Regions from separate parts of the Mus musculus genome. Here region 2 is linked to region 1. Evidence: chromatin loops called from intact Hi-C (ENCODE). Cell type or tissue: gastrocnemius. All regions are shown on one strand.

Region 1 (8,000 bases):
CAAAATAAACCACCCACTTCAATAAATAAATAAATAAATAAATAAATAAATAAATAAAAGGGGGAGGGGTGCTGGAGAGATGGCTCATTGGTTAAGAGCACTGACTGCTCTTCCAGAGGTCCTGAGTTCAATGCAAACAATGTTTCTCTACCCTAAGTAAGTAATTTAGGTAATGCGCCTGGGACAGCCACCTCTGCTACTCTGAGTTGCTTCTGGACCTCGGGCCACTGGGTCGTGGGATGGCTCTCCCAGAACTCGCCTGCTCCCCTCTTGCAAATAAACATGAGAGAGAATCCCATGAGGCCAGGCGACCTCCTGACGCACAGAGAGGGGACACTCACCCCATGCTTCTGGATGGCCACGTTGGTAAGGTGGACAAACATGTTGTCGAGCTCACTGGTACTAGGGGTGTACTTCACTGTGCAGAAGCGGCAGAACCCAAGCTTGTACCTTGAAGAGAAGGCACACTGAGTCACTGGAGAGGGCAAAGCAAATCTACCTGCTGCCAGGCAGCAGGGGGCGCACATCTTTAATCCCAGCACCGAGATGTGGGAGGTAGGGCAGAGGCAGGCAGATCTTTGGGTGTGAGGCCAGCCTAGTCTAAAGAGCAAGTTCTAGGAGAGCCAGGACTACACAGAGAAACCTTGTCTCAAAACAAAAACAAAACTAAATAAAAAAAAAGAAAAAGAAAAACTGAAAATGCACCAGTCGGGCTAGAGAGATGGCTTAGCGGTTAAGAGCATTGACTGCTCTTCCAGAGGTCATGAGTTCAAATCCCAGCAACCACATGGTGGCTCACAACCATCTGCAATGAGATGGGATGCCCTCTTCTGGGGCGTCTCAGTCCACTCAACAGAAGAGTGGATGTTAGCTTCCAATGCTTTGGGTTTCACTACGTAGCTCAGGTTAACCTTGAACGCTCAACCATCTCATCTTTACTTCCCGAGTGTTGGGATTACAGGTGTGCACACCACACCCCACTTGCTTCAAATGCCCAGAAGAGTGGTCCTCTTATTTGTAAGATGTCCGGTAGTGTCTAGGCCAACTGCTTTTACACAGAAGCCACCCGTCTGATACCCTCCCTGAGCCAGGTGCTGTGAGTCCCCCATGTCACTGAGTCATTCATGACACCATTATGATGTGAGCCCCACGGAAGCAGAGTGTGATCCTTACATGTAGCAGCGCAGCGGGCGGTACGTGGACACCAGGACATACAGACGAAGGTCAAACTTCCTTCCACCGATGAGCAACGGATTATTGATATAGACTGAGATCACGTACGCTTCTTTTGTGGACTGCGACACAAACCTACGGACATCAGAGAAAGTCACAATTAGATTGTAAAAGATCACGGGATTAAAGGAACAGCTTGGGAAGGAAAGAGGTGACAGCTTGCTGGCCGCTGTGATGGCTAGTTTCCTCCTTAAATTATTAATTGTATAGGTGTTTTGTCTGGATGTATGTCCTGTCACCACACACACAGGTAGTGCCCCTAGAGGGACTGGACAGTTGTAACTTATCTTGTGGCTGAGAATCAAACCTGGTCCTCTAGAAAAGCAGCCAGTGTTCCTCCCTTTAAAATTTATTTGTTTTTATTTTACGTGCATTGGTGTTCTGCCTGCATGTATGTCTGTGAGGGTGTCAGATCTTGGGAGTTACAGACAGTTGTGAACTGCCACGCAGGTGCTGGAATTTGAACCCAGGGCCTCTGGAAGAACAGTCAATTGCTCTTAACTGTTGAGCCATCTCTCCAGTCGCCTGTTAGCTTTAATCATTAGATTCACAAAACCTAGAGTCATCTGGGACAAGTCTCACTGAGGCACTCTCTACACTGGGTTGACCTGTGGGCATAGCTGTGGGGAATGTCTTTTTGTCTGTCTGTACACTGTGTGCAGGCAGCACAGGTCAGAAGAGGTATTGGATGTCCCGGAACTAGTTATTTCCGTACAGTTATTAGCCGTATTGGTTCTGGGAACTGAATCCAGGTCCTCTGCAAGAATGGCAAGTGCTCTTAACCACGGAGTCACCTCTCCAGCCCGCTATGGGGGACAATCTCAATTATGTGAAAAGACAGCCTACTGTGAGCAGTACCATTCCCTACGCCAGGGATCCTGAAGAAAGCTATTGAGCACAAGTAAGCCGTAGGGCATGTGCATATTAATCCTCTCTGCTCTTGACTGTGGAGATGAATGTTTCAGGTTCCTGCCTCCTTCACTTTCCTGTGGTGGAATGTAACCCGGAACTGAGATTTAAAAATCAACCCCTTCTTTTAGGAGTTGTTTTATCACAGCAACAGAAATCAAACTAAGACAGCCACTGAAGTCAGACATCCATACACAGCTGACACGCTCTAATACAAGAGGAAGCTCTATACTCTGGGCACTCCTGAGGGTGAGTCATCACTTCTGTGAAAGGATCACGCCAAGGCCCTGCTCCAGGTGCTGCCAAATGGCTAAGGACTGACTCTTCAGAGGCCGAAGGGAGCTGCTAACACAGGAAGAACTCGACACCACCTGCAACCAACCTGTGGTCCGCTCAGGTGCCTCCCCGACCCCCACCCCCCTCAGGCCACTGCTACTCTCCCCAAGCTTCACCCTGGTGACCAGTTCTATCGGGTGCTGCCGGTGATCTCAGATCCCTCAGCCACAGAAATGAGAGCCCCCCCCCCCCCCAGCTCAGAAGCAAGTGCCTCACTGCCACACCTGTGCCTGCCTCAAGCAGTTTGGGAACCCAATGGCCTACTAAGCCACGGCTCATGACCTGTACCACATGCCCCATGGCTTACAGAGGGGAAATCTGTGCTTAATTATATGTCTTCAACCACACGAGCCCTGCCAGGGTGCCACAGAACGAGTACATGGCTGGAAAAGCGGGCAGGGGCTGGCCAGCCCATGACCGAGGCCGCAGTTCAAGGGGAGTGGGGGTGGGGTGTTCTCAACTCACGAGGACGTCTTGCTGTCCCGGGACCACTTTTTGATCTGCGAAAGCTTATTGATGAGGAAGATGCCTTTTCCCTGTGCTTTGCCACATGGCTTCATGATCCAGGTGCTGGACGGGCTCTTCCGGAACTCTTCCACAAACAGGTTGTAGTCGGCGGGGAGCATGTAGGTGACGGGGACAAAGTCTGAAGTAAAGACACCCATTGCCATAAGAAGTCTGAAGTAAAGACACCCATTGCCATAAGTGGCTGCCCACCTGGGGCCCAGGGGCAGGAAAACATCACCATGGTCCAGGGCTCATCAGCACACTGTCCTCTCAACCCTGAACCTACACCACGGGGCTCCTGCTGTCCTATCCCTGTGTGTACTAAGAAGGGACCCTGTTGAGCTGTGTGCACAGAACTCTGCAGACATACATCACCTAAACCCCGAGTAAGCTGCCTGCTAGGCAGCTATCAGTCCCACTTAGCAGGTTGGGAAACTGAGACCAGAGAAGTTGGTGATAAAATTCTGCCCAGGACTTGGAAAGATGGCTCAGTAATTAAGAACTCTTGGCTTCTCTTGCTTGGGACCCAGTTTCTAGTCCCAGCACCCACACTGCAGCAGCTCACAACTATCTGACTCCAGTTCCAGGTCGGCCCAATGCCTCCCTCTTCTGGTCTACCTGGGTACTGCATACAGGTGGTACACAGATGTTAACAATCAGACAAAACAGCTATACACATAAAATAAAAATAAAATCTCAAAAAACAAAACAAAACCAAACCATTTTTTCGTTCTGATCTTGTTTGGGATCCTGAACCGCCAAGCACATTGTTTTGATCTCTAGGTATACCAGGGACACTCACCATCCCTGGGTATGGCTCAAGAGAGTGGTAGCACTGGGCACACCTTTGTCCATTCTACGTTTCTCTCTAAACAACCCCATAGGAACAGAGACTCAGAGTCTGAACCAAGCTCAGTCCTGCCTGCCCACCTGGAGACATCACAGGCAAAGCAGACGGCCACAGAACCTGCTCCAACCCACTCACCCGGCAAAGCCAGCCACCAATCCCTCCGAGCTCCTGAAATGATAACTCAACGTGCTGGTTGGCTTTTATCAACTCAACACAAACCTAGACGTGTCTGGGAAGAACAAATCTTAAGAAAATGCCTGGGGCTGGAGAGATGGCTCAGCGGTTAAGAGTACCGACTGCCCTTACAGAAGTCACGAGTTCAATTCCCAGCATCCACATGGTGGCTCACAACCATCTGTAATGGGATCCGATGTCCTCTTCTGGTATTCATGAAGACAGCTACAGTGTACTCATATAATAAAATTAATAAAAAATTCCTTTAAAAAAGAAAAAGAAAAAGAAAAGAAAAAAAGAGAAAATGCCTCAAAGAAAAAGCAGTGGTGGCACATGCCTTTAATCCCAGCACTCGGGAGGCAGAGGCAAGCGAATTTCTGAGTTCGAGGCCAGCCTGGTCTACAGAGTGAGTTCCAGGGCAGCTAAGGCTACACAGAGAAACCCTGTCTCGAAAAACCAAAAAGAAAGAAAGAAAGAAAGGAAGGAAGGAAGGAAGGAAGGAAGGAAGGAAGAAAGAAAGAAAGAAAGAAAGAAAGAAAGAAAGAAAGAAAGAAAGAAAGAAAGAAAGAAAGAAAGAAAGAAAGAAAGAAAGAAAGAAAGGAGAAAATGCCTCTATCAGATTGGCCAGGGGGACGTATTGAATAATGATTGACATGAGAAGGCCCCGCCCACAGTGGGCGGGGCCATTTCTCTGCAGGTGGTACTGAAAGAAAGCAGGTTGAAGCCTGACCTGGTGGTGCCTGTCTTTAATCTCAGCATTTGAGAGGCAGAGGCGGGCAGATCTCTATGAGTTCGAAGTCCTAGGATAGCCAGGGTCACACAAAAAAAAACCTTTCTTGAAGAGAGAGAGAGAGAGAGAGAGAGAGAGAGAGAGAGAAAGCAGGTTGAGGAATCGACAGATAATGAGCCAGTAAGCGGCGCTCCTCCATGGCCTCTGCTTCAGCTCCTACCTTGAGTTCCCGCCCTGACATCCCTCAATGATGGCCTGTGACCCAAGAATTGTAAGCTGAAATACAGTTTCTTCCCTAGGATGCTTAGGACCTGGGGCCGGGTGGGGGCGCTAGGGCGCAGAAGGGGGCGGGAAGGCACCAACCCAGATAGAGGTATTTTCCATTCTCGTCTTTCTCCGCCAAGGGACTTCCTTCCTTCTCCAGCTCCTTCCTGTATCTCTTAATGTTCTTCACCATCAGGTCCTTGCGGGTCAGCTCGTAGTGGTTGGGGAAATGGTTGACGATCTGGTCGTCTGACAGCCGGTACCCAGTTTCTACGCTGAACACGTTGCGAATGGTTTGCACGCTCATCCTGAATCAGGCACAGAAGGGACAGAAGCTGTGTCTGAGCGCGCTCCGGTACTCGGTCTTGCCAGTCTCCCTGGAGCCCTTATTGGTTACCAGTGTACTCCATGGCAGCAGCATGTTATGTGCACTCGGTGATGACGGGCCAGGCTGAAGGACAGGGTAGCTTTGACCCTGTGCCTTGACACTTGTGTCAGGTCCCAGGTAGAGCCCATTCACTGCTCACTGGCTGATGCCAGGCTCCTGGATGCCCGTGCTGCGTGCACTGAGGTATGAAGGAGCACTGGACCCCCTGGAACTGGGGTTTCAGGTAGTTGTGAGCAGCCATCTGGGTGCTGGGACTCCAACCCAGGTTCTCTGGAAGAGCTCTTAATGGCTGGGCCATTGTTGCAATCCCGTCAGGATGACTGTTAACACAGCTGATAGGTAAGGCTGGGCAGTCCCTCTCAGAAGCTAACAACGTACCCAGATTCAGAAAAAGCATCTAAACGTGGATGTGCCTATGCCCCACATAAGATGGGTGCCTTCTGATTCTATAGTGAAGCCACTGTCCCCATCAACCGCAGTGTTGTCCATCATCACTGAGGGACAGGGCAGATATACAAAGGAAGGAAGGAAGGGTGGCTGGAACTGATGAAGGAACTTCTGAATAGCAAAACAAGGCAGCCTGCCACAGGCCTCCCTCTGTCCTCCTCAAAGCTGCCCCCACCCCACAGAGCAAGCTTAAATAACTGTCCAGGCTACCTACTCCACGATGACCCAAACGGAGGGCCTTTTGAAATGTCCTATCATGGGACAGGTCAGCCACACAGAACCATTGAATCTCAGGGCTCGGCTTCCCTAGATGACAACATGGGACCTGACCCCATCTCTCTCCCCACAGTTTGGGCTTCTTTGTAAGAAATTTCCAGACAGGGTTCCCCTTTGCCCAAAATATCAACATTTAACATTTTCTAGCAGTTAAGGGCTCCTCTTTATTTAATTTTAAAAACCCTTAAGTGTATTTGTATGTTTGTGCATATGGAGATATATGGGCACTCATGTGAAAATCACGAGAGCCTGGGTCCTCAGCATCCAGATAAGAGCCAGGTGTGGCAGCACACATCTGTGAGCTAGCACCGAGGCGGCAGAGAGAGGCGGGTCCCTGCAGTGTGCGCAATAGTTCAGATAGTCTGAATCCGTGAACTCCAGCTTCAGTGAGAGACTCTGCCTCAAAAGCCAAGGTAGAGAGCGATAGAGAAAGACCCCGCATATTAATTTATGGCTGCCACATGCACTCACACAGACATATGGAAACCCGAACACAGATACACATGAACACACACACACACCAGGTAACATGGTGTATGCCTTTAATTCCAGCAGCTGCGTAGTGAGACCCTGTCTTTCAAAAAAAAAAAAAAAAAAAAAAAAAAAAACCTCTAAAGCCCTTTGTGATAGTGCACACGGCAGTCTTGGCTACCTGGAGGCTACAACAGAACTGGATGAACCCAGAAGTTGAATGTAAGGCTGGGCAAAAATAGTATGATCCCTAATGCCTTCTCCCCAAAAGGTAAGATAAAAAGAGCTCCAAAACACTCCTTACCTGAACAAGGCAGGCACTTGGTGCCCTCCATTGGTACTGTGGGTCTAATGAATGACCTGTCACCTGCCAGCCCCACCTCAAGTCACTGCCCAGGCCAGCCCTCCCTTTCAGAGCTCAGTGGGAAGAGGTGCCTCACTTTTCTATCTCTGTAACAAAACATGGTGACCATGGCGATTTATAAAACGAAGCATTTGAGGGGCTCAGGGTCCCAGAGGGTTAGAGTGTAGAGCCATCGTGGCAGACAGCAGTGCTGCAGGCAGGCAGGCAGGCAGGCAGGCAGGCAGGCAGGCAGGCAGGCATGCTGGGAGGCAGGCAGGCAGGCAGGCAGGCATGCTGGGAGGCAGGCAGGCAGGCAGGCAGGCAGGCAGGCAGGCAGGCAGGCAGGCAGGCAGGCATGCTGGGAGGCAGGCAGGCAGGCAGGCAGGCAGGCAGGCAGGCAGGCATGCTGGGAGGCAGGCAGGCAGGCAGGCAGGCATGCTGGGAGGCAGGCAGGCAGGCAGGCAGGCAGGCAGGCAGGCAGGCAGGCAGGCATGCTGGGAGGCAGGCAGGCAGGCAGGCATGCTGGGAGGCAGGCAGGCAGGCAGGCAGGCAGGCAGGCAGGCAGGCAGGCAGGCAGGCATGCTGGGAGGCAGGCAGGCAGGCAGGCAGGCATGCTGGGAGGCAGGCAGGCAGGCAGGCAGGCAGGCAGGCAGGCAGGAAATGGTGCTGGAGCAGTAGCTGAGAGAGATCGCATCTGACTCATAAGCAGAGACAAAGAGAGACGGAGATGGCAAGAGCGAGCTAACTCGACTCCGGCTTTTGCAATGCCAGCCAAAGAGCAAGAAACAAAGACACTAGACAGTTGACCAAGAGAAAAGAAGATCTGCAAACACATCTCAGGGGAAAGCCTAAATGAAGTTTAGGCCAAGCCTGATAACCTGGTCCTGATGAACGAAGCTTCAGGTGACGAACTGTGAAGGAGCTCCCAGCCACAAGCCTCTTCCATCACCCTGGCTCTTAGAGACCGACCTGTCACTGGTCCCTGGCCCCGCCAACACTTTGGAGGCTCCTTAGTTAACTGGTTCCAAGCACTGAGCTCAGCTTATTCTTTTTTAAAAACAATTTTTTAAAC
Region 2 (8,000 bases), 110 kb before region 1:
ACCTGGTAACAGCTATCAATGTGAACACAGGGAACATAGGAGGGCTGCTTCCCAGCCAGGGGCCCACAGAGAGGAGCCCACAGACTCCGTGACTTCCTGGAGGGAGAGCCCTGGCCAGGCTTTTCCACAGTTCCCCTTGTTGGTATAGCAGGCGCTCTGAAGGAGGCAGCAGAGTATCATGCACATGGTGCCCTGAGCCACACTAGGTAGCATGCAGGTTGGAAGCTGAAGCCAAGCTATCCTAAGATGGCACTCAGGATCCTCCTTCCCAGTATGCTGTGCCAAGGCAAGGACCATTTCCTCTATGGCCCCTTCCACTAGGAAGGGCCCTGGACCCCAGTGTCTCCTGGGGTCCCCCCTGTTCCGCAGACTCCTGATGGGTATATGGAGCTCCTGCCAGTTAGAGAAATCAGGAATTTCCAGAGAACATAATGTGGAGTGAGGACTGATGCAGCAGTAGGAACTGTGGAACTTGTGCGGAGCCCAGGTCTGTGTGATAACCCAGCATTGATCAGCTGATGCCCTGCAATAACTCTGGGTTGCTATTCATACTTTAACATGGAAAAAACTAAGCCACACAAGGGATACCTGCTTGCTCCAGTCCCATAGCTGCTACAGCGTAAGGTCAGATGCAGCCCAGGCTCTGTTTACTGTCAGGCCAGAAAAGCCATAAGGCCTTGCTGGAGGCATCTGTCTGGCTTGGAGGACTCTTCTCAGCATTTACAGGGTGGGGGCTCATAGCACACCCAGTGAATGAGGAGCACAGAATGCCTATGTTCAGGGAACAAGGCTGGTGGTACTCTTGGCCACTACCTTCTACATCGCAGTCAGGGAACTGGGTGAGCCTGGCGAGCAAGCCCTAACCTCAAGATCCCAAGGCCCTTAGATTTTAGCATAAAGACACTGCACAGCCCACAAATCTGAATATTTACAGCCCAAGGCAGGAAAAAGCACCCAGAAAATGGTGAAGAAAAGCAGCTCATTGATACCGGCCCCACTGGGGCCCAATAGAAGGCCTGGAGACTGAAGGCCACTTCATTTCTGGGACACCCTGTACGGTGGGATAAACACAATTTGGCTTTTGGGGTTTTGTTTTTTTGGTTTTGGTCTAGGGCAAGAAGGGAATACCAATGCTAAGTGACGGTAGCTGAAGGCATTTAGATACAGTGCCTGGGACACTAGACACCCGTCAGGACAATTAAATATACAAAGCAGGGAGTGAGAACAACATTTGTAGCTCAAGTAGAGGGGCAGAGGTCTCAGTTCCCAATCGTAGGTGAACAGAGTTGTAGGCACACAGCCTCCTTACCTCAAACTGTGGCCAGTTCATAGCCATGCCTGGCCCATGGTTAGCCCGGAACCACCTCAGGTCCTCTACCGCATCTGCTGCTTTGATGCTCTGCTCCAGCTCCCGGTAAATGGTTTTATAGCTAAATCAGAGACAGAATGACAGCTCTATAAAAGACAGGGTCAGCCACCATTCCTCAAAGCAACGGCACAGCAGCCCCTGGAGCCTGCATGATCGTCTTTGGAGCCTGCACATGTCTGTTTCCCATAGATGAAGAACACCATTTCCTGGCCATCACATGCACAGATGCAGACAACCATCCTCTAGAACCTGGGACCACCAACAAACAGGAGGCACACTGACACTCGCCTGCATTGTCGTCAGATCATGTTGTGCTGTGTGGGTAGAGCTGTGCAGTCCCACGGAATCAGGTCATGTTGAGGAAGAAGCCATTAGAGCAGAATGTCAGGGTGCCCCCTCCATTTCTCTCAGGGGCTGGAGGGTTTCCTCCCCATGTGGAAGGCAGTGTGATGGGAGGAGGGCAGAAGTACAAGACCTAGCTCAGCCGCCTGGGGCCAAGAACATGGGTCTTGGCTGGACCTGGTATCTCACTTATTCTCTCTGTAGGTGGCTCTTTTTTGAGCCTCTGTTTCCTTCTCTGCTATGTGGACATACTTGGACATATTTAAGGATGGAACTGTGTTCTCCAAATACAACAGCTGAAGGATGTGAGCTCTGCTGAAGCAGCCTTATAGAGGTGAACAACTTAAAGCAGGGTCAGTAGAGTGGCCCAGTGACCAGATGTCCAGGAAGCTGAGGACCCCGGCAGGAAGGATCTGCCTGGAGCCTTCATGGGGAGTGTGGCCACACCTTGGTTTATGACTTCTGTCTTCTAGAACTGAGTGATGAGCTTCCCTGCTGACACCCAGATTCTGTTACAACAGCCCTATTGGTGACTACACATGTGTCACCCTCCCCATGGGTGGCTCAGATCATAGAGACAAATTGTACTGATTCTGGCCTTTGTTACAGGCCAAGTACAAATGGAGTAGAGGCTGTCTCACTCAGAGAAGAGCAGAGCACAGTCCCAACCCTCCTCAGTTTCTTCATCAGCATGACAAGGACAATGCTGTCTACTCTCCAGACTGTCACAGAGATGAAATGAATGACAACAGAACATCTTGCGGTGGCTGCTTCCATCATCTTAAAGAGACAAGGGACATGCCATTTTCTACTGACAGCAAGCTTTGACCTGACATTCATTTCTCAAGGGTTCTCCCAGATGGATGTAGGACATGGATTGCTCTCTGGGTCCCTCCTGATGTAGGCACACTGTCTCACTGTTCTGGTCTTCCCAGGACCTTCAGCCACCAAACTGTCAAGGTCAATCAGGCAGCAGGGATGAGAAGGCTTCATGAAGAGGTCTACCAAGCACTGTTCTGGGTGCAGAAGACATGCGGCCTGGGTGGTGCTGCATCAGCCCAGATGGATTTCTAGAGTGCTGGGTCTGGCCAGGGCTGGCTGTGGCACCAGAGGAGAGAGACAGTGCCAGACCCATTTGGAGCTGAGAGCATCGAGCCCACCCTGCCCGCCCTGCTCAAGCCTTCCATGACTGCGCTGCAGCTAGGCATTACCTTAGTCTATTGACACCAGGCTCCTGTGACTGACACTGCTGGCTTTTGCTGGGGGAACTTACCTAGCCACATTGGACAGATCCAAGTGCTTCTGAACCTCCAGCAGAACCTCCCGGAAGAAGCGCAGGCGCTTCTCTTCAAACTGCTGGCACTGCTCGAACACCTGCTCCATGTTCTCCATGTACTGGGGTGTGGTCTGATCAAGCTCCTTCAGGGACTTCTCATACTTGTCCTTGGTCTGGGTTGACAATGCCACAGACAGACGTTTGTTTCCATCTCACTTTTGTTTACTGCATAGGCCGTGTGGCTCTCTCCTCCCCCATAGACAGAGGTAAGAGACGGTCACCCCAGTATTCAGATGGGCTACTGATTGGCTTATAAGGGCTCTAACAAAACTCATACTGGATGGATTATTAAGGCAGGGCCCAGTTTGAGGAAGTAGGTCTCAGAGATCATGTCTCTTGAATCCTTCCTCCCTGTCTGTTTCCGTCTTCTCTACCACATGCTCCCACTGTCATGGTGCTCTAACTTGAGCGTCTATAACAACAGAGCCTAAGCAGCTCTACCTGAAGTCTCTGAAACTGAAGCAAGATAGGCTTTTCTATTCCTAGCTGTTTCTCAGGTATTCTATACAAGAAAAAGAACCGACTACCTGAGTGCCCTGAGAACTAAAAAGAGAGTTATGGTATGTTGGAAACTACTTTTAACTCTGCGTACAGGAACACATGCATACACGCATATTCTTCCAGGGAAGGTACTCTGGCCACTAGAACAATTTCTGTCTTCTCACACTGGGGCACCAAATGTACTCCATCTAACCCAGGACTCAGGCTCAGAGGCCCCTTTCTATATGTTCGACTTACTGGATTCCCCCACTTCTAGCTTGACTAAATTATTGAGGCTGTATCCTGTGTGTCAGGGAGGCAGAAACTTGTAGTGCTGACTTCCCCTTCTTGGGTGGTCGTCCAGTGACCTCAGAACCTGAATGATCTGTGAATGCCTAGAATGCTGGAGAGGCAGCAAGCTAGCACCAGCTCTTGCTCACAGACTCTCTTCCTGGCTAGACCAGAAATGTCTCTTTCAGTATTCATCAGAGAGGAGGTTTACGTCAGGGGCACAGCATCTCTGATAAGCCATTGGGGTTTTCTGAATAGTGATGACTCTGCTTGGTCCTTGGTGTCCTCTATCTTTTCTCTAAGCACCTTCGTGGGCAGCAGATTCCTGCGGTTCTAGCAATGCCTTCTGGTGTTCCCAAGGCCTTATGCTTCATGAACTCAAGTACCCACTGCTATCTAGCACGGAGGCCCAGATCCCTCATCTGAGGCTGTTTTCAGAGCTCCCCAGTTCCTGACCCCAACTGGGTTGGGGGCTACTGGTGCCAGAGACCCTTATGGAGATGGTATTTCCCCTTGCTAGGTATGTATGGTGGAGAAAAAATGGCAGTGCAAGGAGCAGACTCTGGAGTCAGAATCGCTGCTCTCACATTACAGAGCAGCCTGTTACTTATCCTCCATGACCTTGGCTCCTTATTCATAAGGCAGGAATGCCACCACACAACCAGCCCAGCCCTTGTACCTGCCAGCCTTAAGTCCTGTGGGGACCCAGCCTGCTGTGATCTCACTCCATCTGCTCCTGTAGACGCAGGCTGGACAGACCATAGGCAGGGAGGTGGGCCCTGGGCCATCACTTATAGAGCAGTGGCAAAGGGGAGCAGAGAAGCCCAGCCCCCAGGAACTTGTAAATGACAAGATTCCAATTAGTATTTACTTCTTGTGATCCTGGGACCATCCTATACTAACTAGTGGGACATATCAGATTATAAAGTGTTCTGACGAAGCCATGTTCGTGTCATCTCATCGAAGCACTCTCCTCCCAGCAGAGCAGAAGGGCTCCCAGGACCCCCAGACCCGTTTACCTTTAGAACGTCCTGTTTGCATTTTTCTATCTTGTCTTGCAGTTTCTTCAGCTGCTCAGGGTTGAGGGATGGATCTGCCTTGCTGTTGGCTTCCCGGGAGATGGCCAGCTTCTCCTCTTTGCACGCTGTGTGGTGCGCCTTCTTTGCCGCTTCCACCTACAGGAGAGTACTTTCTCAGTGTAGCGGGTTGCAAGTTCAGACCTTCAGACTTACACAAATGTCTCTGCTTCATCCCTGGAACAACTGGCAAGGCCTCTCACTGTGTAAATCTCTATCCACATGTGGTTCTAGGCACTGAGGACACAGGACAGCCATCAGCCCAGGACTTCATTTGTGGATTTGAATTAGGTGGCCAAATGCAGGCATGATTGATTAAATGTTAGAGTAAATTAGAAGGGGCTGTGTGCTATGGAGGAAAGCAAGTTGAGATATAATGGTAACACCAGAAGCGCAAGAACAGAATTCTATAGAGAATGGTAGGGAAAAGACCCCTGAGAGTGCTTGGAGTGAAAGACAGAGGTGTAAACACCTAAGGAAAAGCATGTCAGGACAGCCAAGACATGGATGCTCCAAAAAACCAAAACCAAAACCAAAACCAAAACCAAATTAAACAGAAACCGAAAAAACCTTGAAAGGTGTAGTAGTACAGCCTGGTTTAGAGAGTTCCAGGACAGCAAAGGCTGTTACTCAGAGAAGCCCTGTCTCAAACAAACAGACAGACAAACAAACAAACAGAGAGGCTGGGGTGGGGATGATCTCGCCCATGAGTAAAAGGCAGGCTGCTAGGGATTAGGTTACAATTCCCAAGGACTTGTGTGACAAAGCATGATACATTGTCTAAACTGGTCTCCAAAGTCAAGCACTTACATCAGGGATTCTCAACTTTCCCAATGCTGCAACCCTTTAATACAGTTCCTCATGCTGTGGTGACCCCAACCATAAAATTATTTTTGCTGGTTACTTCTTAACTATAATTTTGCTGCTGTTATGAATTGCAAAGTAAATATCTATGTTTTCCGATGGTCTTAGGTGTCTCCTGTGAAAAGGTTAATCAAACCCCAAAGGGGTCACAACCCTCAGGTTGAGAAACATTGGTTTAGATGCTAATCCTAGCTCAGCCCTTCCAAGTATCAGCAGCGGTGCCTGGCTCCCTGGGGCTAACGGCTACTTTACACCCTCTCCCCTCTTCCCCATGGCTGTCCTGCCCTTCCTCCCTCAGAGATATATGCATACTTAACAGTGACATCTCATTTGACCCAAGCCATAGATTTCACTCTAGGAGAAAGAAGTGTGCAGGGAGGACGCAGGGAGGGAAGACAGTTTCACTTATGAAGGCTCAGGGCAGGCAAAGTGAAAGGAGAGGTGGGAAAAGGAAGACAGAGAAAGGGAGAGCAAGCAAAGATGGCGGCATACACACACACAGATGACTCTGAGGAAGGCAGAGCTCCTCCTGGAAAGGTGGACGGGTGGCATCCCAGTGAAAGGTGGGGGTCACGCCACACACAGGATGAGGTGAGCATGCTGAGGCCAGAGTGGCCCATGACTTCCACCAGTCAAGGCTACATGGGACTTAACGAGTTTTGAATAGTGGTGTCTGTGTTGTATGCTAATTTGGGAGAAAAGCCACCTAAGGAAAAAGATGATTTTTGAACTAATCCTTTATATTAGTCCAAAGGTCTCCATCTCTGAAACAGACAATTCCCCAGGCTGCAGAGAGATGTATGGGCTGGTATGGATTCAATGTAGAGAAAGCACAGAAAGCAGGGTTTCGGGCCCAGGGATGGCCTGTTCTCTACCAGCTCTGCTCTCCTGGGCCAAGTGCAGGAAGGAGGCCTGTCAGTGGAGAAGCCTCCCTGAGAGACACACACACTAGGGTCAGTAAGAAGGCGGAGGGAGGGAGGGGGGTACCTCTTTCAGCTTCTTGGCCCAGGGCTTCTGGGCCTTCCGAAAGCCATCCTCTGCTTCTTTGGTCTCCTTGAAGCCTCCCATCATCTGCTTGTGAAAGGCTTCCTTCTGCCAGTTCTTGATCTTCTCAAAGTCTTCATTCATCAGTGATGCCTTCACTTCCAGGTGCAGTTCACTCACCCTCTCTGCTTCAGACATGACAGCTATCCAGGCCTTCTCCACGGTCCCATACTGTGGTCCTGTCACAGGAGAAAAGTGTGTTAACTTACCTTCTGCCAGCAGCAGGATTACCTGTGACCCTCACAGCTGTCTACCTGGAAGCAACCCGGGCTGCAGACAATGGTTTTTCTAAAGCCTTTGAGCCCTTGTGTGTGTGTACATGCATATGGGTGTCCATGTACATGTGTGGAATGTGTTCATGTGAGAGCATGTACACCTAATATGCATATTTTTCCATGCACATGTGTGAATGAATGTACATGTGATGTGCATACACATTTTCTGTGGAGGCCAAGGCTCATGTTAATCTTCCTTAATCACCTCTCTTTTTACATACAGATCACATGAAACCTGAAGTTCATGGATTCAGCTACACAGGTTGGCCAGCAACTGCTCAGGATCCTCTAGTCTCTGTTTCATTGAACTGAGATTACAGGTTTGCAATGCTGTGCTTGGCTTTTGTTTGTTTGTTTGTTTGTTTGTTGTTTTTTTTTTTCAAGACAGGGTTTCTCTGTATAGCCCTGGCTGTCCTGGAACTCACTCTGTAGACCAGGCTGGCCTCGAACTCAGAAATCCGCCTGCCTCTGCCTCCCGAGTGCTGGGATTAAAAGCATGCGCCACCACACCCGGCCTGTGCTTGGCTTTTTAAAGAGATTTATTTTTATTTTAAACGTGTGTGTGTGTGTGTGTGCACGCATTTATATGCATGCATGCACTGTGCGCATATCTGGCATCCGTGAAGGCTAGAAGAGGATACTGGCTCCCCTGGAATTGCAGGTGGTTTTGAGCTGCCATGTGCTGGTGACAAAATCCCATCCTCTGAAAGAGCAACCAGCGCTTTTAAGCACTGAGCAGTTTCCCCAGCCCGACTTTTATGTAGTAAGGAGTTGGTGACCAGGCTATTTGCATGGCAGATGCTTGCCACCTAAGCCAGCTTCCCTGCTCCCTCCAAATCTTAAAAAAAAAATGCTTCCTCCATTTAGAGATCTCAGTTTGTTTAAAGATAGCCAGAAAAGGGAGAACGCTCTGAAGTGAATGA

The links. Hi-C counts contacts between places; a loop is a spot of excess contacts. Peaks named below come from ENCODE experiments on the same cell type or tissue, not always from the same donor. Only the 100,000 strongest peaks of a DNase experiment are listed, where the experiment ranks them.
Region 2: a loop joins it to region 1, with 2.1 times the contacts of the local background. A loop is called at or near these places in 14 of 42 quality-filtered maps.

The regions. Positions count from the first base shown.
Region 1 is chr15:83,496,979-83,504,978 of GRCm38, forward strand. Ttll1 (tubulin tyrosine ligase-like 1) reads right to left here. Exons shown (of 12, transcript NM_178869.4): 5 at 5,103-5,311; 6 at 2,944-3,124; 7 at 1,174-1,308; 8 at 342-450. Among named protein-coding and RNA genes, the nearest start is that of Ttll1, 9.9 kb to the right of the region's middle. In gastrocnemius, CTCF peaks have their summits at 514 (motif pointing right) and 3,603 (motif pointing left); a DNase peak (open chromatin) is centred at 3,581.
Region 2 is chr15:83,383,678-83,391,677 of GRCm38, forward strand. It overlaps Pacsin2 (protein kinase C and casein kinase substrate in neurons 2), which reads right to left. Exons shown (of 11, transcript NM_001159509.1): 4 at 6,746-6,981; 5 at 4,838-4,993; 6 at 2,985-3,160; 7 at 1,310-1,430. It overlaps Gm41368 (a long non-coding RNA gene), which reads left to right and starts at 2,002. Exons shown (of 4, transcript XR_875509.2): 1 at 2,002-3,253; 2 at 7,301-7,397; 3 at 7,945-8,000. In gastrocnemius, a CTCF peak has its summit at 161; no DNase peak of the experiment used is centred here; H3K27ac peaks cover 1,979 bases.